3 separate regions of the Homo sapiens genome follow, and all the other regions are linked to region 2. A link is an interaction called in ENCODE POLR2A ChIA-PET data of the cell type or tissue named here. Cell type or tissue: HCT116. All regions are shown on one strand. Each heading gives the region's core, and the rest is flanking DNA. Links, peaks and the distances in the headings are about the cores only.

The links. ChIA-PET counts read pairs that join two places held together with the same protein. Peaks named below come from ENCODE experiments on the same cell type or tissue, not always from the same donor. Only the 100,000 strongest peaks of a DNase experiment are listed, where the experiment ranks them.
Region 1: POLR2A ChIA-PET joins it to region 2 with 6 read pairs; 7 of 35 experiments call an interaction of 5 or more read pairs at or near these places.
Region 3: POLR2A ChIA-PET joins it to region 2 with 5 read pairs; 6 of 35 experiments call an interaction of 5 or more read pairs at or near these places.

The regions. Positions count from the first base shown.
Region 1 is chr1:39,496,047-39,506,003 of GRCh38, forward strand. The region is part of intron 1 of BMP8A (bone morphogenetic protein 8a); the gene reads left to right. It also overlaps the pseudogene TRK-CTT12-1. Among named protein-coding and RNA genes, the nearest start is that of BMP8A, 9.4 kb to the left of the region's middle. In HCT116, for the core only: no CTCF peak of the experiment used is centred there; no DNase peak of the experiment used is centred there.
Region 2 is chr1:39,555,756-39,565,125 of GRCh38, forward strand. It overlaps PABPC4 (poly(A) binding protein cytoplasmic 4), which reads right to left. Exons shown (of 16, transcript NM_001135653.2): 8 at 9,351-9,370; 9 at 8,931-9,018; 10 at 8,668-8,787; 11 at 8,081-8,167; 12 at 7,859-7,986; 13 at 6,568-6,661; 14 at 6,318-6,448; 15 at 5,930-6,032; 16 at 5,061-5,367. The coding sequence ends at 5,943. PABPC4-AS1 (PABPC4 antisense RNA 1) reads left to right here and starts at 9,315. Exons shown (of 4, transcript NR_125979.1): 1 at 9,315-9,370. It also overlaps the pseudogene PPIEL. In HCT116, for the core only: no CTCF peak of the experiment used is centred there; DNase peaks (open chromatin) are centred at 3,666 and 3,966; H3K4me3 peaks cover 2,139 bases; H3K27ac peaks cover 2,174 bases.
Region 3 is chr1:39,484,002-39,493,958 of GRCh38, forward strand. It overlaps BMP8A (bone morphogenetic protein 8a), which reads left to right and starts at 7,635. Exons shown (of 7, transcript NM_181809.4): 1 at 7,635-8,324. The coding sequence starts at 7,991. LOC124904101 (a long non-coding RNA gene) reads right to left here and starts at 7,547. Exons shown (of 2, transcript XR_007065978.1): 1 at 6,688-7,547; 2 at 2,955-6,126. It overlaps MACF1 (microtubule actin crosslinking factor 1), which reads left to right. Exons shown (of 101, transcript NM_001394062.1): 100 at 600-729; 101 at 1,537-3,137. The coding sequence ends at 1,793. RefSeq lists silencers at 7,134-7,763, 7,864-7,963. In HCT116, for the core only: no CTCF peak of the experiment used is centred there; a DNase peak (open chromatin) is centred at 7,570; H3K4me3 peaks cover 1,324 bases; H3K27ac peaks cover 1,056 bases.

The DNA of each region.
Region 1 (9,957 bases), core at 1,112-5,111, 60 kb before region 2:
CTGGCCCGGGTCCTGCTCTGCCCTTGCCAGCCGTGTGACCTGGAACGGTGGCACCATCTCCGTGGGCCCCAGGGCCACTTCCTTTGGTTCTTTACCAGGGACCTCTTTCATTTTCCCATTCATTCATTCAGCAAATAGTTCTGTAGCACCTACCACGGACCAGGCAGAGTTCTAGTTGCTGGGGATATAACAATGAGAGAAGTAAAGTCCCTGCCCTCAGGGAGATGACTTTCTAGTCTAGAGACACATAATACATACATGAGCCCTAAAGGTAATTGTCGGGTGTGCTAGACAGCAACGCCCCATCGGGAAACAGGAGGGGCTGAACAATGGCAGGACAGACAGGGCTAGATTGGGGGTTTCTGACCTGAGACCCACACACAAGGAATTTGCATCCTGACGCCAACACCTGATCTCAGTGTGATCTGGGCTTTCCAGTCAACCTCCCCAAGCCTCAGTTTCCTCCTCTGTAAAATGGAGATACTCATCTTATGGGACTGTTCTGGGCTTGTGTGAGATGATACCCAGCGATGCCCACGTGCCCAGAACCTCTGCATCTCTTCCTTCATTGGTATCTCACAATTGCCGTCACATCTGTGTTTGAAAGAGAGGAGAGAGAGGCTCAGAGCAGTTAGGTGGTTTTCCCAAGGCCACACAGCAGGTTGTCCCCCTGCCTCCATGTGAAACACAGCAGCTGCCTCCACCCCAGGCCAGGTCCCCGCCTATCATTAGATGCAGTAAGTGCTGTCGAATTGAACTGAATGTGAATGTGTATTGTAAGCTGAGAAGCCTGTTGTTAAAGAATTTTTATTTTGGGGGAATTTATAGAAATAATGCATGCTCATTCTACAAAATTCAGATTCTGCAGAAGCATGTAACTTGGGTGCCCCTAGGGAGCCCCATTCCTACCAGACAATCCTTCCGGCAACTACTTTCTGATTTTCATTGCCATGGCCTGTTCTTTGAACTTCACATAAATGGAATCTTACAGTGCATACTCTTGAGTCTAGTCTTTGACTCAGCATGCTTCTTTTTCCATTTTCCTCCATGTTGTTGTATCTGTAGTTCTTTTTTTCATAACTGAGTTGTATTCCATTGCATGAATATACATACCACAGTCCATCCATTGTTATGGACATTCGGGTTGTTCTGAACACTTTTATCCACATCCCTCTGTGGATATATTAAAGCAGGGATTTTAATCTTGCGTGTGCCATTTGGGAGCTGTGCGATGTTGAGCAGCTTGTTTAAAGTCCCTGAAACTCAGTTTCCACACCTTTGAGGCAAGGTAAGTGAGCCAGCCTCCCGGGGTTGCATGCAGTGTGGCCAGCTGGAAGCCGACACACAGTAGGAACTTCACAAATGGGGGCTGATCGATTGTGCCCCACTTCTGCACCATTGCTCGTTGGGTAGCTCCTTCATAGAATACACTTACCTCCATTTTTGCTTGTGAAAACTCCACCCACTTTTCAATGAAGGTGGGTCAGGGTTTCCATAAATCTCTCTGCCCCTACCCCACAATCCCACAGGGACAGGCTCTTTCCAGGCAGAAGCCCCACCTGCATTGCATGCACTTTTCTTAGGATTCCAGTCGCTTTCTGCCTGTGTGACCCAGGGGCTCACCTAGCCCCTCTTTCTCCTACTCCCCAGCAACCCCTGAACAACCTGAGAACAGGACCAATTCTGACTCTTCCCTGCCCCTGCCCCCCACCCCGTGGCAGGAAGTTGAGGGAAAGAGGAACCCAGCAGGAGGCAGGGAGAGCCAGGAGGAACCTGGGCCTGGTCAGGTGGGACAGAGTGGGGCCGGCCCTCCCTGTCTGTGTGGGGGCCAACAATGGGTGCCATAGCTCCCTGGGCCCTCCCCTGGGACCCCAGGTCCCCACAGGGCCCTGCCTGGAGGAAGGTGGCTTCACGGGCATTCTCGGGTGTCTGTTGATAGGAGGGCCTTGTTGACGGGTGACCCCCATCCCAATATGTCCCATTGAACTCCAGGGCCACTCATTTCACACTGGCCCCAAGTGTGAACATCCACATCAGAGGTCTCTATTCTGACACAGGCCTGTAATCTAACCCTGGAAACCCTCTGCCCCTCCTTGGCCTCAGTTTCCCCATCTCTGCAGGACCTGAAGTCCTTTCCAGCTCTGACCAAAGAATATGCCCACCCCCTGCCTGCTGATGGGGGCTCCTCCGGGCTGAGGCACAGGGTGGGGAGGTGCACCCAGCCCCCCTCCTCCTGGAACCTCTTTCCCACAGGCAAGAGAGGATGTGTCACCATGACCACTTCTTTCTGGAAAATTCCCACAGTTCATTCTTTCCCGGGATTTCACTGGAGGAATTGTGTCTTTCTTGCTAACATCTCCTGGGATCTATTCTTGGCCTTGGCGGGCTTGATGTGGAGGCATGTGTGGGTGTTCTCTTTTAATTTGGGGTCCAGAACTGTCTGAGGCCTGGACCGGTAATTATGAGAGCAGCACCATTTATGGAAACAGCCCTTGAAGCAAGCCAGTGATGAGACCCAGCTGGAAATACCTCAGCATGGAGCCCTGGGCCCGCCTCGAGGCGGTGCTGAGATTTCTGGGTGGGAGAAGCCCCTTCAGGACGCAGAACCAACAGGTCATGAGTCCCGCCCTCCCTTGGCCTGCAGAGGCTGTGGGGCCCAAGCCTTCTTTTGGGTCTGAAGTGCCCCTGCCCCACCGCCTTTGCTGCCTGTGGGACCAGCCAGGCAGGCCCAGCCCATGCACCCGGGGCTCTGGGGGAGCCGCTGTCCACCCTCAGGGGCCAGGCCGGGAGAGGAGGCAGGTCCACAGCAACGGGAATGTCGGTGGCTTCTGATGGAGTCACATGGGGACATGGTAGCCACACCCAGACTGGCAGTGATACCCAGCCCAAAGGGCTCTGAGTGCCGGACACTGAGCCGCTGTCCTGGGGACAAGAGGCCCTTGGGAAGAAGGGGCCGGGGCACCCCCGCTCTGGGGCCCCGGAACACAGCGGCCGATGAGCTGACATGCGAGCCTCCCATGTCCACCCACATGGCTCCATCCCGGCCCTCCAAGGGCTCGCTGTCCAGAGGAACAGCTGAACCAGAGACAGCAAGCCCTGGCATGGGGGCCGGGAGAGGCTGAAAGCCTGACCTGCCTGGGGTCTGAGGACTGGGAGCCTTCTCAGTCGGACTGAGAGGGACGGGGCCACCCGGGGAGAGCAGCTTCCAGGAGGGACTCTGCGGGAGGCGTCTGCAGGTAGAAGGCACAAGAGGCCCGAGGGACAGATGGCAGGGCCAGCGCAGGGAGGGCCCTGGGACACTCTTCCTGTGGGCCCTTCGGGGCCGGGGAGGGTCTGAGGGGAGATGGGACAGGTCACAGGCCACAGGATTCTGCTCTGAGCTGGAGGATGAGGGTGTCTTTTGAAGTCCCACTTTTTGGTCAGAAATAAGACAGATTTAGGTTGTCTGAGTGAGACTAAATTGCCCAGAGCACAAAAATAGCCAGAGCCCTTGTTGATGTCGAACTGAGGGTCGCAGGGTTTGGCATCTGGAGGCCTAGCCTGGAGTGGCTGGTGGCCATGCCCGGTGAAGGCCACCTCCTGCCCACAGTGGCCTTTCCTGGAAGAGCAGTGTCCTGAGGTTGCCTTATCCGAGGCTGGAGGAGGAGGCTGAGGGCTCTCTGATTGTTTATTTTCCCAGAGCCACGGTGAGGTGGTTCAGAAAGTAACCTTTTCTGCCTCCCATGTGCAGCTCCGCGTGGATAGCATTGTCTGTCCTGGATTCTGAGCCAAGCCCCCCAGCTGGTGTGTCTCACTGGAACTGGCTGTCACCAGTCCCTGTTGGCTGCAGAAAGCTCTACAGGCGCACTGTGGCCCAAGTGACTTCTCACCTCCCAAGGTCATGCACTGTCACAATATTGGTTGGCAGCAATTGAAGTTTTGAAGTTCTTCCCAAGTCACAGGGCTTCTTTGAATCACTGTGCTGAGTTCTTGGAGGCTGAGAAACAGGATTTCTTGGAGATGAACTGGCCTTGCCTGTCACTCCAACCTCCTCATACACCTCAGCCCCCTGACCACTAGATTCCAACCACACCAGCCTCCTTGATGTTTCTCAAACATGCAGAGCCTTTGTATCCACTGTTCCCTCTGCCTAGAAGGCTGTCCACATCTTCACACAACTGGTTCCTTCTCCTACAGTCGAGGGTATTTTTTTCCCCTTACTTTCCAGGTTTTAGACTAATGAATGGATCCCTAGCATTTTTGAAAGGCAGTGTTTCTCCACTACTGACAATCTTGCCTCCCAGGAAACATTTGGCAATATCTGGAGACCTTTTTAGTTGTTGCAAATGGGGAGGGGAAGGGAGTGCTGCTGTCAGCTAAGGGGCAGAGGCCAGGGGTGCTGCTGAACATCCTGCAGTACACAGAACAGCCCCTGCAACCGAGAGTTATCTGGCCAAAATGTCAGTGGTGCCACAGTTGAGAAACCTGTTCAAGGTGACCCGTGTTTGATAGTGATGATGATGATGGGCTCACCCTTTATTAGATACAAGGTTGTCTTATTCCATCTTGTGTTGCTGTAACAGACTCCCTAAGGCTGAGTAATTTACAAAAAAAAAAAAAAAGAGGTTTATTTTATTTTATTTTTGAGACGGAGTCTTGCTCTGTCACCCTGGCTGGAGTGCAGTGGTACAGTTTCAGCTCACTGCAACCTCTACCTCCTGGGTTCAAGAGATTCTCCTGCCTCAGCCTCCCAAGTAGCTGGGACTACAGGTGCCCGCCACCACACCTGGCTAATTTTTTGTATTTTTAGTAGAGACAGGGTTTCACCATGTTGGCCAGGCTGGTCTCAACCTCCTGACCTCAGGTGATCCACCCGCCTCAGCCTGCCAAAGTGCTGGGATTACAGGTGTAAGTCACCACGCCCAGCCGAAAACAGGTTTATTTGGCATACAATTCTAGTGGCTGAAAGGCTCAAGGCTGGGCAGCTGCATCTGGTGAGAGCCTCAGGCTACTTCAATTCATGGCAGAAAGTGGAAGGACAGTGGGTGTGTACAAAGAGAGCATGTGGTGAGAGGAAGCAAGAGAGCAAGCCAGACTTTTTAACAGCCTCCCCCATCTAGGGAACTAATCCATTCCCCTGAGAGGGAAACCCACCCACTGGCCCCCTCCTCCATGGCATTAGTCTGTGAGTGGTTCATCCCCATGACCCAGACACCTCCCACTAGGTCCCACCTCCGATCACAGCCACATTGGGGATCACATTTCAACCTGAGTTTTGTCAGGGATAAAACACATCCAAACTGTAGCAAGGGGTATATTATCTGTACTGTTCACCTTGCTTTTTTCTTTTTCTTTTTTTGAGACGGAGTCTCACCCTGGAGTGCCATGGCACAGTGACAGCTCACTGCAGTCTCCACCTCCCAGGCTCAAGCCATCCTCCTACCTCAGCCTCCTGAATAGACTATAAGCAAAGTGCCATTGTGTCTGGCTAATTTTGTTTGTTTGTTTGTTTTGTTTTGAGACAGGGTCTCACTCTACCTCAAAACAAAGAGCTAAAGTGCAGTGATGTGATCTCAGCTCACTGCAACCTCTGATGCCTGGCTAATTTAAAAAACTTTTCTAGAGACAGGGCCTCCCTATGTTGCCCAGGCTGATCTTGAACTCCTGGCCTCAAGTGGTCCTCCTGCCTGGCCTCCCAAAGTGATGGGGTTACAGACATGAGCCATCACAGCCAGCTGGGACATTTTCTTGGAAGTACAGTTTCTGAGTCACAGCATGTATCATTTTGCTAGATTACTGCCAGATTTCCTACCCTAGGGATTGTGCCATTTTGCATTCCTGCCAGCAATGCCCAGAAGTGTTCAGGTCTGATCTTAGAGTATCTTACTCATGAGGCCTTCTCAAACATCACATCTAAAGAAACCCCACACTGGGCCGGGCGCAATGGCTCACGCCTATAATCCCAGCACTTTGGGAGGCCAAGGCGGGTGGATCATGAGGTCGGGAGTTCAAGACCAGCCTGGCCAAGATGGTGAAACCCTGTCTCTACTGAAAATACAAAAGTTAGCTGGGCTTAGTGGCAGGCACTTGTAATCCCAGCTACTCGGGAGGCTGAGGCAGGAGAATCGCTTGAACCCAGGCAGCAGAGGTTGCAGTGAGCTGAGATCACGCCACTGCACTCCAGCCTGGCCGACAGAGTGAGACTGTCTCAAAAAAAAAAAAAAAAGAAAAGGAAACCCCACACTGGACTGGAATTGGAGGTGCCAGTATGATCTCAGATATTTAAAATAAAAAATATATATGTACCAATACATACAGATGTGTGTTTTTGCACACATTAATGTACACACATATATTTCCTAGCTCTGTGCACTGAAAGGGCCTAAAAGTATTGACACTCCAGGACAGTGAGCAACCCAGTGCCCAAATCTTGGTTTCTAAATCTCTCTCCAAAAAGCAAAACAAAACAAAACAGAACTCCTTGCAGAAATGGCTGATTCCAGGGGTGGGGATGGAAACTCCCAGGATGCACCTAGAGCATCTTGTGGTGCCAGTTAGAAGTGCTCAGAAAAGGATGATGGGGGCAGTCAGAAGGACACAGGAGCCAACCTGAAGGAGCTGCCAGTGGCCAAAACTGGAACAATTTGAGCAATGAAATAAATAACAATAGTATTGGATATAGCCCATAGAATAAAATAAATACCCTTGAATCCATAATGATATAAATAAATAATTAGGCTGGGCACAGTGGCTCACGCCTGTAATCCCAGCACTTTGGGAGGCCAAGGCGGGCAGATCACCTGAGGTCAGGAGTTCGAGACTAGCCTGACCAATATGGTGAAACCTTGTCTCTACTGAAAAAAGTACAAAATTAGCCATGCGTAGTGGTACACACCTGTAGTCCCAACTACTCAGGAGGCTGAGGCAGGACAATAACTTGAACCCAGGAAGCGGAGGTTGCAGTGAGCCAAGATCATGTCATTGCACTCCAGCCTGGGCAACAGAGCAAGACTCTGTCTTAAAATAAATATTTAAATAAATAAATAACTGTAGAAGAAAGGACAAGTCTTCCTTTCAAAAGAATTCCAGTTAATAAATGTAGAAGGAAAGAAGGAAATAGAAAATCACTATTCCAGCCTGGACAAGATGGCAAGACCCCATCTCTACAAAAAATACAAAAAAAATAGCCAGGTGTGGTGGTACATGACTGTACATGACTGTAGTCCCAGCTACTTGACAGGCTGAGGTGGGAGGATCCCTTGAGCCCTGGGAGGTTGAAGTTGCGTCACTGCACTGCAGCCTAGGTGACCAAGTGAGACCCTGTCTCAAAAAATGAAAAAGAAAGAAAATCACTATTGGCTCATGTCTATGATCCCAGCAAGGTGAGCCAAGAGTTCAAGACCAGTCTGGGCAACATAGTGAGATTTCATCTCTACAAAAAATAAATTAGCCAGGCATAGTGGCATTATGCTTACAGTCTTTCTTTTTTTTTTTTTTTTTTTTTTTTTTGAGATGGAGTCTCGCTCTCTCCCAGGCTGGAGTGCAGTCGTGCAATCTTGGGTCACTGCAACCTCTACCTCCCAGGTTCAAGTGATTCCCCTGCCTCAGCCTCCTGAGTAGCTGGGACTACAGGCACACACCACTATACCTGACTAATTTTTTGTTTTTTGGTAGAGATGAGGTTTCACCATGTTGGCCAGGATGGTCTCGATCTCCTGACCTTGTGATCCACTCACCTCGGCCACCCAAAGTGCTAGGATTATAGGCAGGAGCCACTGCACCTGGCCCATGTATAGTCTTAACTGCTCAGGAGGCTGAGGTGGGAGGATCACTTGAGTTTGGAAGGTTGTGGCTGCAGTAAGCTATAATCACACCACTGGACTCCAGCCTGGGCGGCAGAGTGAGACCCTGTCTCAAAAAACAAAACAAAACAAAAAAAGTATTTTCCTCACGATATTTATTATTTACAAAATGAAAAATCGTGACATTACAGTGGAGAAACCTGGCAGACACCACCGTAACCAGGGAATCAAATTTCACGCCACTAGTAATAAGATAGATTGGTATCATATTGTCCCATTTGATGCTCTGAGAAGGGCATATCACTTTGAAGGGGGCCTGCCCCTCCACGCCTGTGGGTATTTCTCGAAAGGTGGAGATGAGAGACTGAGAAAAGAAATAAGATACAGAGAGACAAAGTATAGAGGAAGAAAAGTGGGCCCAGGGGACCGGCACTCAGCATATGGAGGACCTGCACCGGCACTGGTCTCTGAGTTCCCTCAGTATTTATTGATCACTATCTCTACCATCTCAGCGAGGGGGATGTGGCAGGACTATAGGGTAATGGTGGGGAGAGGGTCAGCAGGAAAACATGTGAGCAAAGGACTCTGTGTCATAAATAAGTTTAAGGAAAGGCGCTGTGCCTCGATGTGCATGTAGGCCAGATTTATGTTTGACTTTACACAAACATCTCAATGCAGTAAAGAGCAGTATTGCCACCAGCATGTCTCAGTCGGTATAGTGTGAGACTCTTAATCTCAGGGTCGTGGGTTCAAGCCCCACATTGGGCGTCAGATGAAGGGGGCCTGCCCCTCCACACCTGTGGGTATTTCTCGAAAGGTGGAGATGAGAGACTGAGAAAAGAAATAAGACACAGAGACAAAGTACAGAGGAAGAAAAGTGGGCCCAGGCAGCACTCAGCATACGGAGGACCCGCACCAGCACTGGTCTCTGAGTTCCTTCAGTATTTATTGATCACTGTCTACCATCTCGGTGAGGGGGATGTGGCAGGACTATAGGGTAATGGTGGGGAGAGGGTCAGCAGGAAAACATGTGAGCAAAGGACTCTGTGTCATAAAAAAGTTTAAGGAAAGTTGCCGTGCCTCGATGTGCATGTAGGCCAGATTTATGTTTGACTTTACACGAACATCTCAATGCAGTAAAGAGCAGTATTGTCGCCAGCATGTCTCACCTCCAGCCATAAGGTGGTTTTCTCCTATCTCAGTAAATAGAATGTCCAATCGGGTTTTACACCACGACATTCCAATCCCAGGGATGAGCAGGAGACAGATGCCTTCCTCTTATCTCAACTGCAAAGAGTCCTTCCTCTTTCACTAGTCCTCCTCAGCACAGACCCTTTACAGGTGTCAGACTGGGGTTGGTCAGGTCTTTCCCTTTCCATGAGGCCATATCTCAGGCTGTCTCAGTGCGGGGAGACCTTGGACAATACCCAGACTTTCTTGGGCAGAGGTCCCTGAAGCTTTCCACAGTGCATTGTGTCCCTGGGTACTCAAGACTGGAGAATGGCAATGACTTTTACCAAACATACTGCCTGCAAACACATTTTTAACAAAACACATCCTGCACAGCCCTAAATCCATTAAACCCTGAGTCAATACAGTACATGTTTCTGCAAGCACAGGGTTGGGGCTAGGGTTACAGATTAACAGCATCTCAAAGCAGAAGAATTTTTCTTAGTACAGATCAAAATGGAGTCTCTTATGTCTTCCTTTTTCTACAGAGACACAGTAACAGTCTGATTTCTCTTTCCCCCACACACTTCTGTGGTATTCTTCAAAATCCATAACTTCATTTTAAACATGAGAAAACATGAGACAAACTCAAATTGAGGGGCATGCTACAAATAACTGACCAGCACTCTTCAAAAGTATCAAGGCCAGGCATGGTGGCTCATGCCTGTAATCTCAGCACTCTGGAAGGCCAAGGCAAGAGGACTGCTTGAGCCCAGGAGTTCAAGACCAGCCTGGACAACACAGTGAGCCCTTGTCTCAATAAACAATTGTTTAAAAAATTAGCTGGGCATGGTGGGGTGTACCAGTGGTCCCTGCTACCCCAGAGGCTGAAGTGGGAGGATCACCTGAGCCCAGGTGGTTGAGGCTGCAGTGAGCTGTGACTGTGCCACTGCACTCCAGCCTGGGTGACAGAGCAAGACCCTGTCTCCAAAAAAAAAAAAAAAAA
Region 2 (9,370 bases), core at 1,884-5,883:
AACATAGTGAAACCCCATCTCTACTAAAAATACAAAAAAAAACTAGTTGGGCATGGTGGCAGGCGCCTGTAGTCCCAGCTCCTGAGGCAGGACAATCGCTTGAACCCAGGAGGCAGAGGCTGCAGTGAGCCAAGATCACGCCATTGCACTCCAGCCTGGGTGACAAAGCAAGACTCCATCTCAAAAATAAATAAATTAATTAACTAATTAAAATAAAATAAAATTCAGTTGTACCACTATAGAACGTAAAACCTGAAGTTGCTTTCCAAGCACTTTGATGACCTTTGTTTATAAAACTTACAGAAATAGAAAAAGTTGTTGGTCTAACAATTATTAATTCCAAAAAAGCTTTAATTGTGTATAGAGCATTGATCTTACCATTGGGTCAGGTGACTACTAAAGAAGGGAGCATCATAGTCTTCGTTCCCAGGAAAAACTTATTTTAGCTGGGAGAGACCAAGAGTAGTAGGAATTACTACTTTATAAAACTCAGGGATAGGCTGGGTGCGGTGGCTCACACCTGTAATCCTAGCACTTTGAGGCAGGCGGACTGCCTGAGCTCAGGAGTTTGAGACCAGCCTGGGCAACATGGTGAAACCCCGTCTCTACTAAAATACAAAAAATTAGCTGGGCATGGCGGTGTGTGCCTGTAGTCCCAGCTATTCGGGAGGCTGAGGTAGGAGAACTGCTTGAACTCAGGAGGCGGAGGTTGCAGTGAGCCGAGATCGCGCCACTGCACTCCAGCCTGGGTGACACAGACAGACTCTGTCTCCATAAAAAAAAACAAAAACAAAAACAAAAAAAACTCAGGGATAGAAGGGCTCCTGAACCCGCTAGTCTTACCGTTGTAAGATATGAAGAGGCCAGGTGCAGTGGCTCACACCTGTAATCACAGCACTTTGGGAGGCTGAGGCAGGAAGACCGCTTGAGCTATGATCAATGACACTGCAATCCAGCCTGGATGACAGAGCAAGACCCCGTCTCTAAAAAAAAAAAAAAAGCTGGCACAGCAGCTTACATCTGTAATCCCAGCACTTTGGGAGGCCAAGGCAGGCGGATCACGAGGTCAGGAGTTCAAGACCAGCCTGGCCAACATAGTGAAACCCCGTCTCTACTAAAAATACAAAAAAATTAGTTGGGGGTGGTGGCAGGCACCTGTAGTCCCAGCTACTTGGGAGGCTGAGGCAGGAGAATCGCTTGAACCCAGAAGGCAGAGGTTGCAGTGAGCCAAGATCGCTCCACTGCACTCCAGCCTGGGTGACAGAGTGAGACTCCATCTCAAAAAAAAAAAAAAAAAAGAAAAAAAAAATGATTTGAAGAACTGAAGGCTCAGTGAGTTTGTGTCCACACAGAAAGTCAGTAGCAGAACTGGGTCTAAAATTCCTAACCTAGAAAATAAAAACAAAAGATCAAATAGAAACTTGCACTGTAATTGTGATACCAATTGAAGAAAAACTTAACCAGGTAAGCAGAGGCCAAGGCTTCACTGCTGAGGCTGAGCTTCCCTGCTACACTCTGCTATTTAACAGCACAGCCGCCAGGAAGGGAGTTCGGGTGGGCAGATAAGGTAGAGTACACCTAACCAGCAGGTGATGTGAAACAAGAACCAAACGTTAAAATTTTTTTTCTAAGAGCTAGGCGCGGTGGCTCACGCCTGCAATCCCAGCACTTTGGGAGGAAGAGGCGGGCGGATCACGAGGTCAGGAGATCGAGACCATCCTGGCTAACACACGGTGAAACCCCGTCTCTACTAAAAATCCAAAAAACTAGCCGGGCGTGGTGGCAGGCTCCTGTAGTCCCAGCTACTCGGGAGGCTGAGGCAGGAGAATGGCGTGAACCCGGGAGGCGGAGCTTGCAGTGAGCTGAGATCGCGCCACTGCACTCCAGCCTGGGTGACAGAATGAGACTCCATCTCAAAAAAAAAAAAAATTTTATTCTAAGACTACCCTCCTGATTCTTACTATACACTTTTTTTTTGAGACGGAGTCTCTTTCTGTCACCCAGGCTGGAGTGCAGTGGCGCGATCTCGGCTCACTGCAAGCTCCGCCTCCCGGGTTCACGCCATTCTCCTGCCTCAGCCTCCCGATTAGCTGGGACTATAGGAGCCTGCCACCACGCCCGGCTAATTTTTTGGATTTTTAGTAGAGATGGGGTTTCACCGTCTTAGCCAGGATGGTCTCGATCTCCTGACCTCGTGATCCGCCCGCCTCTGCCTCCCAAAGTGCTGGGATTGCAGGCGTGAGCCACCGCGCCTGGCCTTTTTACTATACACTTTTTATATTAAATGATGAGAAATCAAAGCCCCCAAATGGTTCCAACTTAAAGTCTAACCTCAAATCCAACAGATTTTTTTTTTTTTTTTTTTTTTTTTTTTTTTGAGACGGAGTCTGGCTCTGTCACTCAGGTTGGAGTGCAGTGGCGCGATCTCAGCTCACTGCAAGCTCCGCCTCCCGGGTTCACTCCATTCTCCTGCCTCAGCCTCCCAAGTAGCTGGGACTACAGGCGCCCGCCACTACGCCCGGCTAATTTTTTGCATTTTTAGTAGAGACGGGGTTTCACTGTGTTAGCCAGGATGGTCTCGATCTCCTGACTTCGTGATCCGCCCGCCTCGGCCTCCCAAAGTGCTGCGATTACAGGTGTGAGCCACCGCGCCCAGCCAGATTGTTAATTTTTGTAAATTTCAACCCATAGCCACACCATCATCCTAGCTCTGCTGTCCTCAGAACCTTCCTATTCCATCTCCAAGATCACCACCATGCTGACCTAGAGAGACATCCCCCTGAAATTCATTATATACCAGCCATACACAGAATGCTCATGACTTAAAATTTTTTCCTATTTTCCTGGCATCAGGAATCTTAAGAGGGACTTTTCAGTGTCACCTGTTTCATAATACAGCAGAATCAGAATATCTGTGATGTTTCCAAAAGGAATAAAAGTAGCACAAAGAACTGTCCTTCACCCCCTTTGCAGATACCAAGAGCATTCTGAATCAATGTCTCCACACTTTTGGTGCAGTTGCTCCAACACCTTGTTAACATGAGCACAGGGAGGAGAGGAAGGGAGGGGTCCCAATACTCTTCTGGGTATAACAAAACCACTTGTGAGATACACTCCTCTCCCTATCCCTCTTCTGACCTACATTTTTTGCCCTGGTTTATGGTGACAATTTCCTGAATGGGATCGCCTTCTTTTTCTCTCCTCCGTTATCCCAAGAAAATACAAATACGATTATATTACTCTTCTGGTTGGTATTCTTCAAAAGCAGTCCAATGGCCAACGGAGAAAAATCCACATTTCTTAGTATAGCATATACTAAGTATGGCCAGACTCTGGGTTTTGACTCTCGCTGCTTGTCTCCATTCAGGCAACAGCCTGGCTCCCACCTTGGCTGCTTGGTTAACTTTGCATCTTTCAAACCCATCTCTGGACTCAGAGCATCCCGAAAGTTTACCCTCACCTCTCCGGATGGGGCGGTCATTCCCCAGTCTGGTTTCAACATCACCGTCCATCATACAATCGCCATCACAGCATTCACCAACTCGTGCAGTGAGGCTGTTCTCGTAATTTCCCAGCTATTCTGGGACCTCCTTCCTCTAATGGACCAGAGCTGTGGAGTTTGTGGAACGAACGAATGAGGGCTGACGTCACGGTAGCAGATCGCAACCACCACTCTGGGTCCAGGGTCAGAAGGGGTAGGGAAAAGGGATCTGGGCAGCTCTAGCAGGCACCACTCACAGGTCGAGAGCGTGAAGCACCACAAGAGACCTGGCCCAGGATGCGTAGGGCCATGGGTCCGCACCCCGCCCACTCTGCCCACCCCCAGCTCAATCTTGGCACTGCCTGCGAGGACCCTGCCTTGCTCCACACCACCCTACCCTTTGTGAACCCTCTCGGCGGCCGCCATCTTGCTTCCAGCGCTTCCGCCGGAAGCCCGCACCGTGCCCCACCCCATCCGGCACCAGATTAAGGAAAGAAGGGGCCGTCCGGAAACAAGGACATCTCCTTTAGATCTGTTAAGGTGACACCAGATTTTTTTTTTTTTTTTTTTGAGACGGAGTCTCGCTCTGTCGCCCAGGCTGGAGTGCAGTGGCGCGATCTCGGCTCACTGCTAGCTCCGCCTCCCAGGTTCACGCCATTCTCCTGCCTCAGCCTCCCAAGAAGTTGTAACTACAGGTGCCCGCCACCACGCCCGGCTAATTTTTTTTGTATTTTTAGTAGAGACGGGGTTTCACCGTGTTAGCCAGGATGGTCTCGATCTCCTGACCTTGTGATCCGCCCGCCTCGGCATCCCAAAGTGCTGGGATTACAGGCGTTAGCCACTGTGCCCAGCCGAGGTGACACCAGATCTAAAGGAGCCTGCCAAGAGGGATGAGCATTCTAAGGACTGCCTGGATGGGGCACTAAGGAAGCACCAAGCAAGCTCCAGGAGGGAAAGCAGGCAAGGCTGGAGCCGCAGGGAAAGTAGGCTGCAAAGGGATGTGATCTTGGCCTTTAGGATGTCATTTTACTGTCACTTTGAACATCAAAGAAACCACAAGCACTGAAGACTTCAGCACCATTTGCTATAGTCACAGACCTCCCATTTTCCCTGCTAGGGGAAAACTTGGTTGCAGAATCTGGGGAACTGGATCCGCTGACTCGAATGCAGCATAAACTGACTGCAGGAAATAAGAGGGGACAGGACACACCCCAACCGAGTTCAGGAAGGGAAGGACGGGGCTCAACTAACCAACTGGGATCTGCAGATCTCACCGTATGTCCTTGGGGTGTGCGCCAACCCCACTCTGCCCCAGATTTTCCTGGGCCAGACCCATGGTCTGCTCTGACCACATCAGATCTCTGTTCCCTCTAAGTTAAATGGGGCTAATGTAACAATCATACTGTAACAGAACAGTGTGGGACAGGATCATATTTAACAGTTCTGTGTATCTTGCTAATCTTTGTCAGCTTCAAGTCAAGAAAGAATAAACTATCACTGGAACCAATTCACATCCTAAAGTTACTTCCAGTGAAAACCGGAATTCATAGAGTAAAACTGTGGTCAGAGACAGAGGCAGTTTTATGGAGATTTTTTTTCTTTATTGGGAAACGTAAGACTTGGGTACATCAAATAAAACCAATTTCTGGGGGAAAAAATCAAAACCCACAATAAAAAAAAAGTTAACACTGTCTGGGCCACAGCAGAACCCAAAGAACATATTCGTATAATTGAAAAATTCTAGGTGCTTCATAATTGACCTTTTGATACAAAATGACCTATTAAATTTGCAATTTGTAATCCTTGGTGTTGAGGTCCATAGGACAAGCTAGGAAGTCTTCAAACCTTGAGTTGAATTCCATAAGGGGTTATTTGGCTTTTGAATCCTGTAAAGAAAAGCACCAACACAAATAAATGCATAATCAAATAATTTAGATTCATTAACATATAGTGGATAAAGGAAGGTATTCTAGAAGAGAGTTTCTCAACCTCAGTGCTATTGACACTTTGGACATTCTGTTGGGTCTGTCCTCCTGTGTACTGTACAACATTTAGCAGCATCTCTGGTCTTTACCACTAGATGACAAGGCTCCTGAGGCCCTTGACAAGAGGGTCATGACTATGCCAAGTCAACCCTCCCAACACACCAGCTCTGGTCCTTACCATGTGCTTTTTCCTTAGCTTATTTTACTGTCTCTTCTTTCCCTATCTGGAGACACCTACAACCATCAACCAGTACTAGTTTTATTATTCACTCAAGCTCCTGCAGACAAAGTCCACAGTCCTCATGATAAGAAGTCACCTGCAACACACTCCGTGTAACTAACTGTACTTATTGTATTCCCAGAGCTAAGCAGTGAGCATATATACAACCTCAGGTCAAACCACAAAGACAATGCTCATAGGAACAATGCTCATAGGAACAAAAATGAAAATAGCCACACATACGGTTTTTCCTTGTCTAAGAGGTAGCAGCAGCAACAGCGCCCACCTTCTGGGCAGCTTCTTTCTTGGCATGATGAGCCTGTAGAACTGCTACAGCTTCATCCACCTGCGAGAAATCTTCAGGTGGTCAGTGAATCTAGGAGAGCTACTCCACCCCTCCCCAGTGCCCAGACCTAGTGGTGGACCAAAGCCAACTGTACAGATGATCCCTAGGCTTCTGGTGCTAACTACTTTCCCAAATACCCACTGCAGCCTCCAGTCACAGTCAAGGCATGACGAGAGGGGTCCTGGGGGCAGCAGATCCCACTTTCTGCTGCACCTGGGCATCCAAGTTTGCCCCCAGTCTTCCCAAGCTGAGAACTGAAGCTGCAGGGTCTGAGCCCCAGCTCACCTTGGAGCGGAGAGACTCGGGGGACTCTAACATGTGCAGCAGCTCAGAGTTGTCTATCTCCAGCAGCATTCCCGTGATCTTCCCAGCCAGATTTGAATGCATTGTTTGGATGAGTGGGAACAAGCGTTCTCCTATGGGGAGGATAGTTAATAAAAAAACAAATCAAATCCCAGTAAACAATGGACACTGGTGTCCTAGCTGGCATCAGGCTCTGGGACCCTCTTCTTCTGCAAGCAAGTGGGTCACTCACCCAGCATCTGCTTCTGTTCCTGGGGGGGTGCTGCAGCCAGCATGGAGGCAGTCAGTGGCTCCTGCCCCTGCACATGGACCGCAGGCTGGGGTGCCTGGGAACCAGGAAAGGCAGTGGGTTAGCACTGAGGAAAGGACAACACCTGATGGTGGTTGAGTGCCTGTTCAATATCTGAACATCTGACTATGTGAAAGAGGAGAGGAGGTGGCTGTCCTTGCTCTAAAGGAACTAATTTCAGTCCTTGAAGGATTGAGGGGTGTGTTGAGGAACAGAGTGGTATGGACATAAACACAACCAATTACAATGAAAATGGCATGCTATCAGAAAGCGAAGTGAAACGTAAATAATAAAACAAACCTATAGTGCTAGGCAAGCATTTTCTGACATTTCCTTAATACACCCAAAGTTACTCAAGAATGAAAAGCCTTGATATAAATAAGGGTAAACACTTGTATATAACCTTTTCCTGAAAATTAGTTTTCCTTTAGGGTAAATCTCAGTGCAGATTGGATCAAAGGGAGTAAATATCAACACATTTATAATTACATTCCACATCACCTTAATTCTACCAAATGTTTTTGTATCAAATGCTTAAAAACGGTCAACATGCAACGTCAATGCTAGTCAAAGCCTTGCAAAGAAAAGGTATTTTACATAGCATCAAGTTCTAGGAAATCCCCAACTTAGAGAGTATGAGACAGGACAGTTAAAGAGTAATCTCCTAAGCAGCTTATGGGCCTGAAGGCTTAGGGTGACACCTCCACAGCAAATTGCTATTAGGCTCTGAAACAAACTAGTTGCATCTAGAGCACAGGTCTAGAGACAGCAAGTTACAGCTTAGAAAATCTAAGCTCTAGGTTCAACCCCTTCACCTCCTACACACACTTTACATCTTTGAAGCTGAACATCCGATCTGTAAGTTGAAGTTATTTCCTGCATTAATGTACCAATCATCTTGCAGAGCAGCCAAGGATCCAATAGGTCATTGGATGCGGAAGTGACCTGGAGGCTCAAACAGCTGAATGAGCACATTATTTCGTACAAACAGAAGAGGAAGCACTGGCTGCCCGCTCTGAGGCATTTCTGAGTGAACTGGCATCAGGCAGAGCACTTTTAAGCCCCTTCTTTCCCACTAGTGAGCCCCTGAAGGGCAGGGACAGTGAATCAGAACATAGCGTCATAACACAGAGCAGGCATTTAATACCTGTTGAAGGAATCAAAAGCACAGCTTCTTTTACATCAAGTGGAAATGGGGGAAATCCTTTTAAGCATTCTGTCTGGTGAACCTCACCTGCAGAGGCTGTATGGCAGGATGAGGGCTGCGGACACTGGAGGCGTATTTGTAGGGGGCAACAGCCCGGGGAGCAGCAGCAGCAACAGCAGCGCGTGGCGCTAAGTTCTGCACAGCTGTGGGAACGCCTTAGGGAAAGAACAAATACAATTAAAGCCCATCAGTCTGGGCAAAGACCCGTCAAATCCCATCTTTCCCCCTTCTGTGTGCATCCAATACCACCTCCAGACTGGCAGCTGTCAGTCAGCCCTTGCTGGGCGGCACCAGCCCCACCAAAGTCCATAGCCAAGCGGTCCGGGCACTCAGACCCTACAACAGACCAGCAAATGCACATCAGTGTTGGCGGCAGATGTCCAACTGGCCACGTCCCACGGAAGGAGAAATTTCAAAGCACGTTTACGCAACACATTGCACAGGGGGCCACTACTACTTTCGAGGATGAGCCAAAGGATAACATACAACTCTTTCCACATCTTGGAATACAAGACATATTCTGTATACACTGTTTCCTTGTATTCCTCACCCCACCCAAAAGAACAAGCTGCCTCTGTGGTCATCCAGCTAGCAAACTTCTACAACTAACCTTTTTCACATAGGTCACCGATGAGCAAAGAATGTTAAAAGCAACTGACACACCTAGAACTCATACTGTTTCTCTGCTCCTGAAGTGGCCACCTAAGCACACAGCTAAGATTACAGAACCAGGACTCGATAAATTCGAGCCCAACAAACTGACCAACCCAGGACAGAGCCTAGTCATCCTGACTCCCTCCTCCCCAGGCCACACTTCTAAAGGCCAGTTTGCTCACCGACTCTCTGAGTGGTAGTAGGGAGGCCACGAGAGGCCGGAGCATTACCAGTTGGAGCCAGATGGCGAAGAGTTGGACGAGGCCCAGACTGGCGTATAGCACTTGGCATTCCTTGGAAGCCTGGTGAAGAGAAAAATTGCACATCATTGAGAAGTGATGTGGACCAGAACCTAGGCTGTGCCTCAGAGTGGGGAAGAAGGAAAGGCAGGGGAGACCAGGACAGGTATATCCTGGGCTGTCAATTACTGTTCCCCACCACCTACCTTGAGGTCTCCCACCTTGCTGCCAGCGTGGATTAGGCCTCATCTGTGCTAACTGGTTAGGTGTATAATATGGAGGCCTTCCCTGAGCCTGTAAGACAGAAGAATACCCAAACACCCCCTTAAGGACTGAACCCATCCTAGAGAAGTATCTCATCTCATCTCACTAACCAGGACCTAAGCTAATTATTTAAATGTTCTTTCTATTCAAGAGCTGAGGGGTCAGCTAATGGGGACTGTTTTATGCTACCACTGCCACTGTGGGTGTGTGTTTGTGACCATGGGTAAGTCCTTCATTTTTACTTGAAGGGTCCTTATTGTGACATTCTAGAACTCTAATAACGAAAAATCCCTCTCCCCAACCACTGCAGAATACTGCCAGCCGGCAGGTTCCCAAGAGCTGTGACCAAACAGCACACCCACCTGTGGGACTGCTGGCACAA
Region 3 (9,957 bases), core at 5,158-9,157, 68 kb before region 2:
AATTAGCTGGACGTGGTGGCGGGTGCCTGTAGTCCCAGCTACTTCGGAGGCTGAGGCAGGAGAATGGTGTGAACCCAGGAGGCAGAGCTTGCGGTGATCCGAGATTGCACCACTGCACTCCAGCCTGGGTGACAGAGCGAGACTCCGTCTCAAAAAAATAAAATAAAAAAAGATTGGAGTAATACTTGAATCTCCATATCAAATAGGTGGGCTAAAACTCATTTCAAATTTTTAACCCCAAAATCTTGATACCTAGTATTATTTGAATTTCTTTTTCCTTTACTCATTCACCATAATTGTTTGTTGTAACTATTGTATTCTTACTGAGGATTTTTTTTTTTTCATTTCTAGGGGAAATTAGTAAAACAAAAGGTATTTGAAGACATTTTGAAATTTTTATTTGGAACATAAAACTTTGATTTTGGGAATTATCAAAATATATGACCTAGGATACTTTAAGAGAAATCTTTGTTTTCCTGGACTTTTAATTTGCTTTTCAACTAAGCAAATATAAGGAGGTGTAAGGAGACCTTTTAAAGTTGAATTTCTGGCAAAGATTTTACCAAGTAAAATGTGACCTTTTTATTATTTTTTTTAAGGTTATCCCATCATCAGGTAGCAAGTTGAAACGACCAACACCAACTTTTCATTCTAGTCGGACATCCCTTGCTGGTGATACCAGCAATAGTTCTTCCCCGGCCTCCACAGGTGCCAAAACTAATCGGGCAGGTAAGTACCTGCCCCGTGACCTACAAGCCAGGCTGAGAATTTGGAAACAACAGCCTATGTGGAATGTTTCACTGCTCCCAAGGAGCGGGTAATGAGAGTGGCACTTAGTGTGATGCCCAGAAAGACAGACCTGCAGATGCTCAAGTGACCTTTACTTTTTCTGTCATTACAGCTAGCTTTAAGCTTTCCTTCTGAGATGAGATGCTTCCACAGCCAAAGCTGGGCCATGCGTTCTCATCAGAAATGATCACATTTGAGAGAATGTAAAAGGAAATGTGGGTCTTCCTCAGACACCAGTCCAGTGTTGGGATGAGCAGCTTGCTAGTAATTTTTCCAACACGTCATACTTACTATGGCTGCTGTTGAACCAAGAAAGGCAGGGGAAGATCACATCTGTTCTCCTGCTACTGTTCCTCATGGGAACCTAGGAATCTTCCTTCATTTCCTGGCTGGCTGCTTCCCCTCATTTTGCCTCTATCCATCCTGCCCATGGATTAGCCCGGCTGGCAGGCTCACCCACCTGTGCTGAGGTGGTTGAGCAACCTTGCTTGCCTCCACTTTGGGGCCATGGAAGGTGACAGTGCTGCTGATAGAGTGGCTTTCTAATCCCCAGGAGGCAGCTTCTCAAGTAGAATCACAAAGCCAGAAAAGGCTTCAGCAACTTCTGTATGGATGAGGAAACTGGGGTGCAGAAAGGCTGTGAGATTTGCTTAAGATCACACAGGATCAGAACCCTAGCTTCTGCTCACTTGTTCTTCCACCCCATGCCATCTCTATTAAGTCTGCTGTTTTATTCTTGAATTCCAGACCCTAAAAAGTCTGCCAGTCGCCCTGGGAGTCGGGCTGGGAGTCGAGCCGGGAGTCGAGCCAGCAGCCGGCGAGGAAGTGACGCTTCTGACTTTGACCTCTTAGAGACGCAGTCTGCTTGTTCCGACACTTCAGAAAGCAGCGCTGCAGGGGGCCAAGGCAACTCCAGGAGAGGGCTAAACAAACCTTCCAAAATCCCAACCATGTCTAAGAAGACCACCACTGCCTCCCCCAGGACTCCAGGTCCCAAGCGATAACACTGTCTAAGCACCCCCAAGCCACTATCCACTTTGAATCCTGCTCCATACATTGGGTGTATATTTATTCTGAACGGGAGAAGTTATATTGTTAAAAGTGTAAAAGAATAATTGTGTTATGAAGCTGCCTTATTTTTTTTCTTTTTGTAAGTTACTATTTTCATGTGAATATTTATGTAGATAAAATTTGCCTCCTGGTAACCCTGTAATGGATGGGGCCCAGAAATGAAATATTTGAGAAAAACAAGTGAAAAGGTCAAGATACAAATGTGTATTAAAAAAAAAAAAGCCTATTAATAGGGTTTCTGCGCGGTGCAGGGTTGTAAACCTGCTTTATCTTTTAGGATTATTCCTAAATGCATCTTCTTTATAAACTTGACTTGCTATCTCAGCAAGATAAATTATATTAAAAAAATAAGAATCCTGCAGTGTTTAAGGAACTCTTTTTTTGTAAATCACGGACACCTCAATTAGCAAGAACTGAGGGGAGGGCTTTTTCCATTGTTTAATGTTTTGTGATTTTTAGCTAAAGAGAGGGAACCTCATCTAAGTAACATTTGCACATGATACAGCAAAAGGAGTTCATTGCAATACTGTCTTTGGATATTGTTTCAGTACTGGGTGTTTAAAGGACAAATAGCTGCTAGAATTCAGGGGTAAATGTAAGTGTTCAGAAAACGTCAGAACATTTGGGGTTTTAAACTGATTTGTTGCTCCCTATCCAGCCTAGACACCAGTAACTCTTGTGTTCACCAGGACCCAGACCCTTGGCAAGGGATAGGCTCGTTGGTGACATTGTGAATTTCAGATTTGTTTTATCCACTTTTTTTGCTATTTATTTAAATGGTCGATCAACTTCCCACAAACTGAGGAATGAATTCCACGAGCCTGTTCTGAAAATGTGGACGTAAGACAAACACGTGCTCGTCCTTTAATGGAGTTCACCAGCACACTTGTTAACCAGTCCTGTTTGCTTTCGTCTTTTTTTGTGCGTAATAAAGTCAACTGACCAAGTGACCATGAAAAGGGGCTGTCTGGGGCTCCTGTTTTTTAGCTGCTGTTCTTCAGCTCCGACCATGTTGCTGTGTGATTATCTCAATTGGTTTTAATTGAGGCAGAAACTGAAGCTCTACCAATGAACTGTTTAGAAACAAGACACACTTTTGTATTAAAATTGCTTGCAGTAACAAATATTTTGTATTTCCTGATTTTCTTTTCAACTATTACCTTATCTATAAATGTTACCCTGGGGTATAATCATGTTGTAGGTACTTAAATGCATTCCGCAAATCAAAATATCTTGATGGATAAATTATAGAGCTTAATAGATCTTGTTTTATTTCATCCTTGTTAATTTTGTTTAATATGGCTGGGCATGGTGGCTCACGCCCATAATCCCAGCACTATGGGAGGCCAAGGCAGGAGGATCACTTGAGTTCAGGAGTTGGAGACCAGCCTGGGAAACATAGTAAGACCTTGTATCTACTAAAACTAAAGAAACAATTAGGCATGGTGGCACATGCCTATAGCCGCAACTACTAGGGAACTTAAGGTGGGAGGATCACTTGAGCCTGGGAAGTCAAGGCTACAGTGAGCCACGATTGCACCACTGCACCCCAGCCTGGGTGACACAGCGAGACCCTGTCTCAAAAAAAAAGACAAGCTATTAACATGAACATGTAGGATATCTGTCCTACTTACATGATTAAACAAATAGTATTATGTAAAAAGATACTAGAAATCATGGAGATCCTGGGTTCTCAGAATGGGACCAGTTTGTCACACTATGTCACAGTATGCTGAAATTTCTGGTTAAATGGTAGAATTTCAGAGGTGGAAGCAAAATCGGTCATCATATCTAGCTCCTTTGTTTTACAGATGGAGAAACTGGGATGGGAAAGTACAAGAGAAAGTGATTTCCCTGAGCTCACAAAATGAATAAATGACAGAAGTGAACCTTGAATCCAGTCCTCGACTCCCTGTTCAAGTCTGGCACTTCTATTTCCTCCAGCCTCTAGTCAGTTGGCTTTATAATAGAGCAGCCAAATGTTAACTTAGTAATAAGAAGAAAAGGGCTAGAGGCTTCGGAGGTAAAGGGGCTAAGACTCATGCCACCTGTGTTCTTGGTCATTAGGCCGCATTCCTTAGGACATAGGCATTTGGTGAGATCGATGCATGTTTGCCAAAGCTGTTAAGGCCAAATACCCAGATTAAAAGGAATTTGGAGCCTAATGGATTCTGAAGGAAGTGCTTACTCTGTTCTCCATGGAACTGGGGAACTTCAGGCTGCCAGGACTTTGTATAGGATAGTGTTTTCACCCTAATTTGCTTCCCCTTCTAGGCCTCTTGGCAGCAGAAGCATGTGAGACCAGCTTGACCTCCATCTTCCCAGATTGTGGGTTATGGTCCAGAATCTTACCAAGTAATTAAGGTTTTCTGGGGTTTTGTGGCAAAGTTCAGCTGGCAGCGGCACCAACGAAAAGTGCATTTCTTTTTTTTTCTTTTTTTTTTTTTCTTTTTTTTTTTTTTTTTTGAGATAGGGACTCATTCTGTTGCCCACTGGAGTGCAGTGGCGCAATCTGGGCTGACCGCAACCTCCGCCTCCCAAGCTCAAACTATTCTCCTGCCTCAGCCTCCTGAGTAGCTGGAGTTACAGGCACATGCTACCATGCCTGGCTAAAAAAAAGTGCATTTCCATTCAACAAATGCCTGTACACAAGACCATGTAGGAAATAACAAGATGCTAGGAAAAGGGTTAAAGTATAATCACAGTCCTGGGCCGGGTGTGGTGGCTTATTCCTGTAATCCCAGCACTTTGGGAGGCTGAGGCGGGTGGATCACCTGAGGTCAGGAGTTCAAGACCAGCTTGGTCAATGTGGTGAAACCCCGTCTCTACTAAAAATACAAAAATTAGCCAGGTGTGGTGGTGGGCACCTGTAATCCCAGCTACTCGGGAGGCTGAGGCAGGAGAATTGCTTAAACCTGGGAGACGGAGGTTGCAGTGAGCCAAGATTGCGCCATTGAACTCCAGCCTGCAAGAAAAGAGAAACTCCATCTCAAAAAATAAATAATAAGTAAATAAATATATATATATATAATCACAGTCCTGTGATAGAAATGCTAAATGAGGAAGGAAAATTTGGTGTCTGCTGGGGCCTTGAATGATGCAATAACTAGCTCATATTTATTGACTGCTTACTGTAAGCCAGTGATTGTGCTAAGTGCTCTATATACATTCTCACTGAATACGCTTAACAGTTCTATGATCATTAGCCCCCTTTTCTTGATAAGACACTGAGCCTGAGAGAGGTTAAGATCACAGAGTTGCCAGGTGGCTAGGGAAAACCCTTGTTTTGACACTACTTTCTCCAAGAAACCTACCCCACCTCAGTTCCCTTCCAGTCCTAATGTTCTGGATTCCACTCATGTGGTCTGCTCCCACTTCCCCGCTCCTCTGCCCTTACAGCCACTTTGCTGGCTCCTCTGGGAGCACAGCTTTCATTTTGCTTTGGGAAATTGCCGTGTTCACCAGCTGTCACCCCTGTTGCTGTGGGGGCTGCTCAGGGGCAGGGGGCTTGTCTGCTCCATCTCTGGTTCAGGGCACAGCACAGAGCAGCTCACGGTGGTTGTTGCTGAACTGAAGCGTGGGCAGAGGCCCTTGGAATGGCTAAAATCTGCTGTTTAGGTTTATGGGAATGTGAAGCCCGTTGTTTAGAAAACACAGCTCTATCTCCACATCCTAAATTGAGAAATGATTTCTGTTATAAGAATCAGCCCAGCACTGGGCAGCTTGCAGTCTAGCTGGGAGCCCAGAATTGCACAAAACAAACCTGAGAATTGTACAGGCTGGATCTAGGGCCTCAAGTGATGTGCAGTGGATTCAAAAGGGGCGTGCAGAGAGGACAGTGAAGGGGGTGTGGGCAGGAGATTCCGAGACTCTGACCAAGATGACATGGGGACAAAGCCCTGTGGATTCAGCCTCCTAAACAGCTTTCTCCTCTGCCCCTCCACCCCATCACCATTAGAGACTCATGGTCATTGTACCCACCCCCACATCTGATTGCTGTACCTGCCTCCAACTGCAGGGCCCTGACTCCTGTCTCCCTCTGATCCATATTCCGCTCTGCTTCCAAGCTCTGGTCTTGGGTACTTTCAACGGTTATTCTGCATTATCCTTAGCTCAGTATCCTTATGGGACAGTCCCAGTCCGCAGGGTAGCCCCGGCTTCTAGGCGGTGGCATCCACATCTGCTCTGCCCGGAGCTGATGCAGGTGCCTCATGGGGGGCGCTCTGGGGACCGCGCAGAAAATTTACGAGCAGTGTGGAAATATACCTGTTGGGTAAAAGACAAACTAGGCGTGTGTTTAAGGCACCAGCAAATGACTATTTAGATTAAGAATTTGTTGTAGAAAATTTTATTGAAGTGATGACTTCCAAATGTGATTTTTGGGGGCATTATACACTTGCTTCGAGGTTTAATCTTCAATCCACATGGCGGGGCACCATAATCTCTGGTGCCCAGGGCCCTCGTCTAGCCCCTGTGAGGCCCTTTGCGGTGCCTCCCTTGCCAGCCCCTCCAGCCTCCGCCGTTTGCCCCCTGGGCTCTCCAGTTTCCACTGCCCCCCTGCCCGAGCGCAGCTCCACTGCTGTGTGACCTGGCGTAAGTCCCTTAACCGCCGTGTGCCTCAGTTTCCTCATTTATTAAAAGAGGAGGTTCCAGTGGTATGTACCCCCTAACGATGTGCGAGCATCACAGAAATGACACGAGACACACACTCAGAACATGCCTTGGCGTGGCAAGTGCTGACTGTTGCCATTATTAGGCTCCCCAGCCGGGGTCTCAGGGCCTTGGCACAAGCTATTCCCTCTGCCTGGAGCACTTTCCTCCACTGACCTTTCCTGGCGCTCCAGGTCAACTCCAGGAGCCTTCCCAGTGCAGTCTAGGTGCCTTCTCCTTCCGCAGCGCCTGAACCACACAGGAATAAGTAAGGCGAGAGCGCGCCCAGGGAAGAGCAGGTGTGCAGAAAGGGACTGAGTCAGTCGAGACGTTTCCGCGGGGATCCTTCTCTTGGCAGGCCTGCACCGGGGCCGTGGGGACTGAGAAGATGTGCACAGGTGGCTCCCGAGTGCTCGGGAAGGGCCCCAGAGCTTCTGGCCCAGCTGGAGGCAGGAGGCGGAGCCTCCTCCGCAAAGCTGGATCAGTACCGGGGACGCAGGGCGCACAGCTAGGGCTGGCGGGGGCGGCCCGACTGGGGCGCTGCCTGGGCTCACGCGGGAGCCAGGTGGGGGACGCAGGGAGAAGCAGCCGAGCAGGTGCCGAGAAGGAGGCGCCCGCAGAAGCGCATGCAGGGGCCACGGGGAAGGCGCCAGGAGGCGGTGAGGGGCCGCGGTGGCCGGAACCCGGGCCGGCTGCTGCGGGCAGAGGAACAGGCCCCACCCGCGGGGCTTGGCTGGCACCGCCCGGCTCTCCAGACGGGGCTACGGCCGCGTGTCGGGCCCGGTGGCGACCACGGCACACCACGGCGAGGCAGCCGGGTGGCACCACTGGCGGGACCGGGACGGCGCCGCGGCCTTAGGATCTCTGCGCCGAGGCCCGCGGCGGGAGCCACGACGGCCCTGACCACGCTGACGCCCAGGCTGCGGGCTCCTCGCCCGGACCAACCGCCAGCCACGCCGAGGTCGCACCTCGGGGTCGCCCCACCCGCAACACCTGCCGCCGCCCGGGGCTCCTAGCGGGCGCGGCCTCCGCGCCCAGGCCCCGCCCCCGCGCCCCCATTGGTCAGTCCCGGGGGTGGGCGGGCGGCACAGACGGCTGAGCCGGGGCAAGGACTCGCGGGAATCGCGCCGCCCGGGTCGCTGCCGGAGCTCGCCGGTCGCCCCTGCGCTGCGCGGACCGCAGCCACAGCCGGACTGGTGGGAACGGCGGCGACAGACGGATTGGCTGACAGTCCCAGCCCTCAGAACAGCCCCGGCCTCGAAGCGTTGGCGTCTGCGTCCGCGTCAGCGTCCGCTTGTCCCGGAGCCGGGGCAGGTGCGCGCGGGGGGCGCTCCAGGGACCGCGCTGAGGCCGCAGACGCCGCCCGCCGAGCCCCGCCCCCTGCTCGCCGAACTCAGCTCCCCGTTCGCCGTCGGGGCGTCCCCGGGCCCAGGGGCGGCGGCGGAGCTGATGTGCGCCCGCTGAGCGCCCCCGGCCCGCCATGGCCGCGCGCCCCGGACCGCTCTGGCTTCTGGGCCTGACGTTGTGCGCGCTGGGCGGGGGCGGCCCCGGCCTGCGACCCCCGCCCGGCTGTCCCCAGCGACGTCTGGGCGCGCGCGAGCGCCGGGACGTGCAGCGCGAGATCCTGGCGGTGCTCGGGCTACCCGGGCGGCCCCGGCCCCGCGCGCCACCCGCCGCCTCCCGGCTGCCCGCGTCCGCGCCGCTCTTCATGCTGGACCTGTACCACGCCATGGCTGGCGACGACGACGAGGACGGCGCGCCCGCGGAGCAGCGCCTGGGCCGCGCCGACCTGGTCATGAGCTTCGTCAACATGGGTGAGTGCGGCCGCCCGCGCGGGGACCCTCGGAGTAAGCTGGCTGCAGGGGAGGGGCGCGCATCCGCGGGCGGTGCCGGGCCCTGGCCGAACGGGGAATCACAGACGGTGGACGCGAACCACAGGGGAGTGGGACCGCCGTGGTTAGGGAAGGTCTAAGGGTCATGGGGGCCCCCTGGGCTGCGGGGTGGTCAGGAGCAGAGTGTGGGGGACTGTGGACTCCCAGGCGCTGCCTTCACCCTGCCCCAGACACACCCAGGAGTAAGAATTAGGTGATGTCTTTGCCCACCTGGGCTGCCCCGGGAAGACAGCCTGGTCCTGGGGAGACAGGTGAGTAAACAGAGGCCGGGATGCTGTCACTGTGATAAGGACAGTACTGAGGAGAGGGACAAAGTTCAGCGTGGAAACCTGTGGTCACATCATCGGAGTGACCAGAGCTGAGTCGCGTGCCCTGAGTCCACAGCAGGCTCTTCCCTGTGCGGAGCCTGGGTGGGGTGCGGCTGTCAGGGGAGCGGCTGGGGAAGGAGCAGACTCAGCTCGCTGGGGCAGGGACTGTGGCCTTGTCACCCTGGGCCCTGCACTTAGCATGTGGCCTGGTATAGGGTGAGTGTCCGGTCCTGTGGAATGGCCCAGTGGGCAGCTGGACCCACTGTGTTCTCCCAGGCAAAGCCGGGCTTTTCCTGTCTGCAAACATCTTGTATCAAACCCTGGAGCTATTTATTCCTTAAGATCTCAGATTTTTCTTTTCCAGTACTAAACTCTTTGGTCTATGCTCGTGTAGTTACTGTTGGTCAGGTCCCCCGTCTGCTTTGCCTCCTGTCTGTGGCTAGTGACAGGCCGGGGTCTGGGAGCCAAGGACCACAGCTCAGCCCGAAGTGGGGGAGCTGTGGGGCTGAGAGCAGGGAGTGGGTACCTGCCCCAGCCACCAGCCTCCCTCCACAGACAGCATCATTAATTCTTCATCCTCCCGACAACCCTGATAACAGCCACGGTCTTCATCCCCATCTCCCAGATGAGGACAGTGAGGTTCAGAGAGGCAGCGCCATGCCTAGGACAGCGCAGCCTCTATGTTGCTGAGCCAGGACAGGCCCAGGAAGCCTGACTGTCCATCCAGGGCTCAATGAGATGACATTTCTGTTGTCAGGTCAGGCTTTCAGGGTGCAGAGAGCTTTCTGAGGAGTCTGGGCTGAGGAACACAGGGTACTGAGCTGCAGCAGGTCTTGTGGGGCCATCAGCCATTTGCTTCCTACACTAGAGCAGAAGAGGGCATGGCCAAGCCTCTGCTTCCCGCAACCCAGAGCTGGTGGTGGAGGCGAGCAGCAGAAGGCAGCCATTCACCATCGCTGAGCGCCCAGTGCCAGGGACAGGACTCTAGCCGGTGGGATCTGTATGCTGCCTTTGTAGTTAGAGGACAGGGTGGGGATGTGGGACAGAGGAGACCATCTGTGAAGCTGGGGCTGGGGCTCTGTCATCAGGACAGGCTGACACTGGGCTCAGGACCAAGAAGAGTTGTGGATGGAGTCGTCCAAGAATGTCCCCAGGGAGCCGCCCATCAGAATGCGTCACCACCCAGCCCACATCCGACCTCCCCTGGCATCCCCTGGGTCAAGGCATGCACAGCCTGGTGGGGCTGT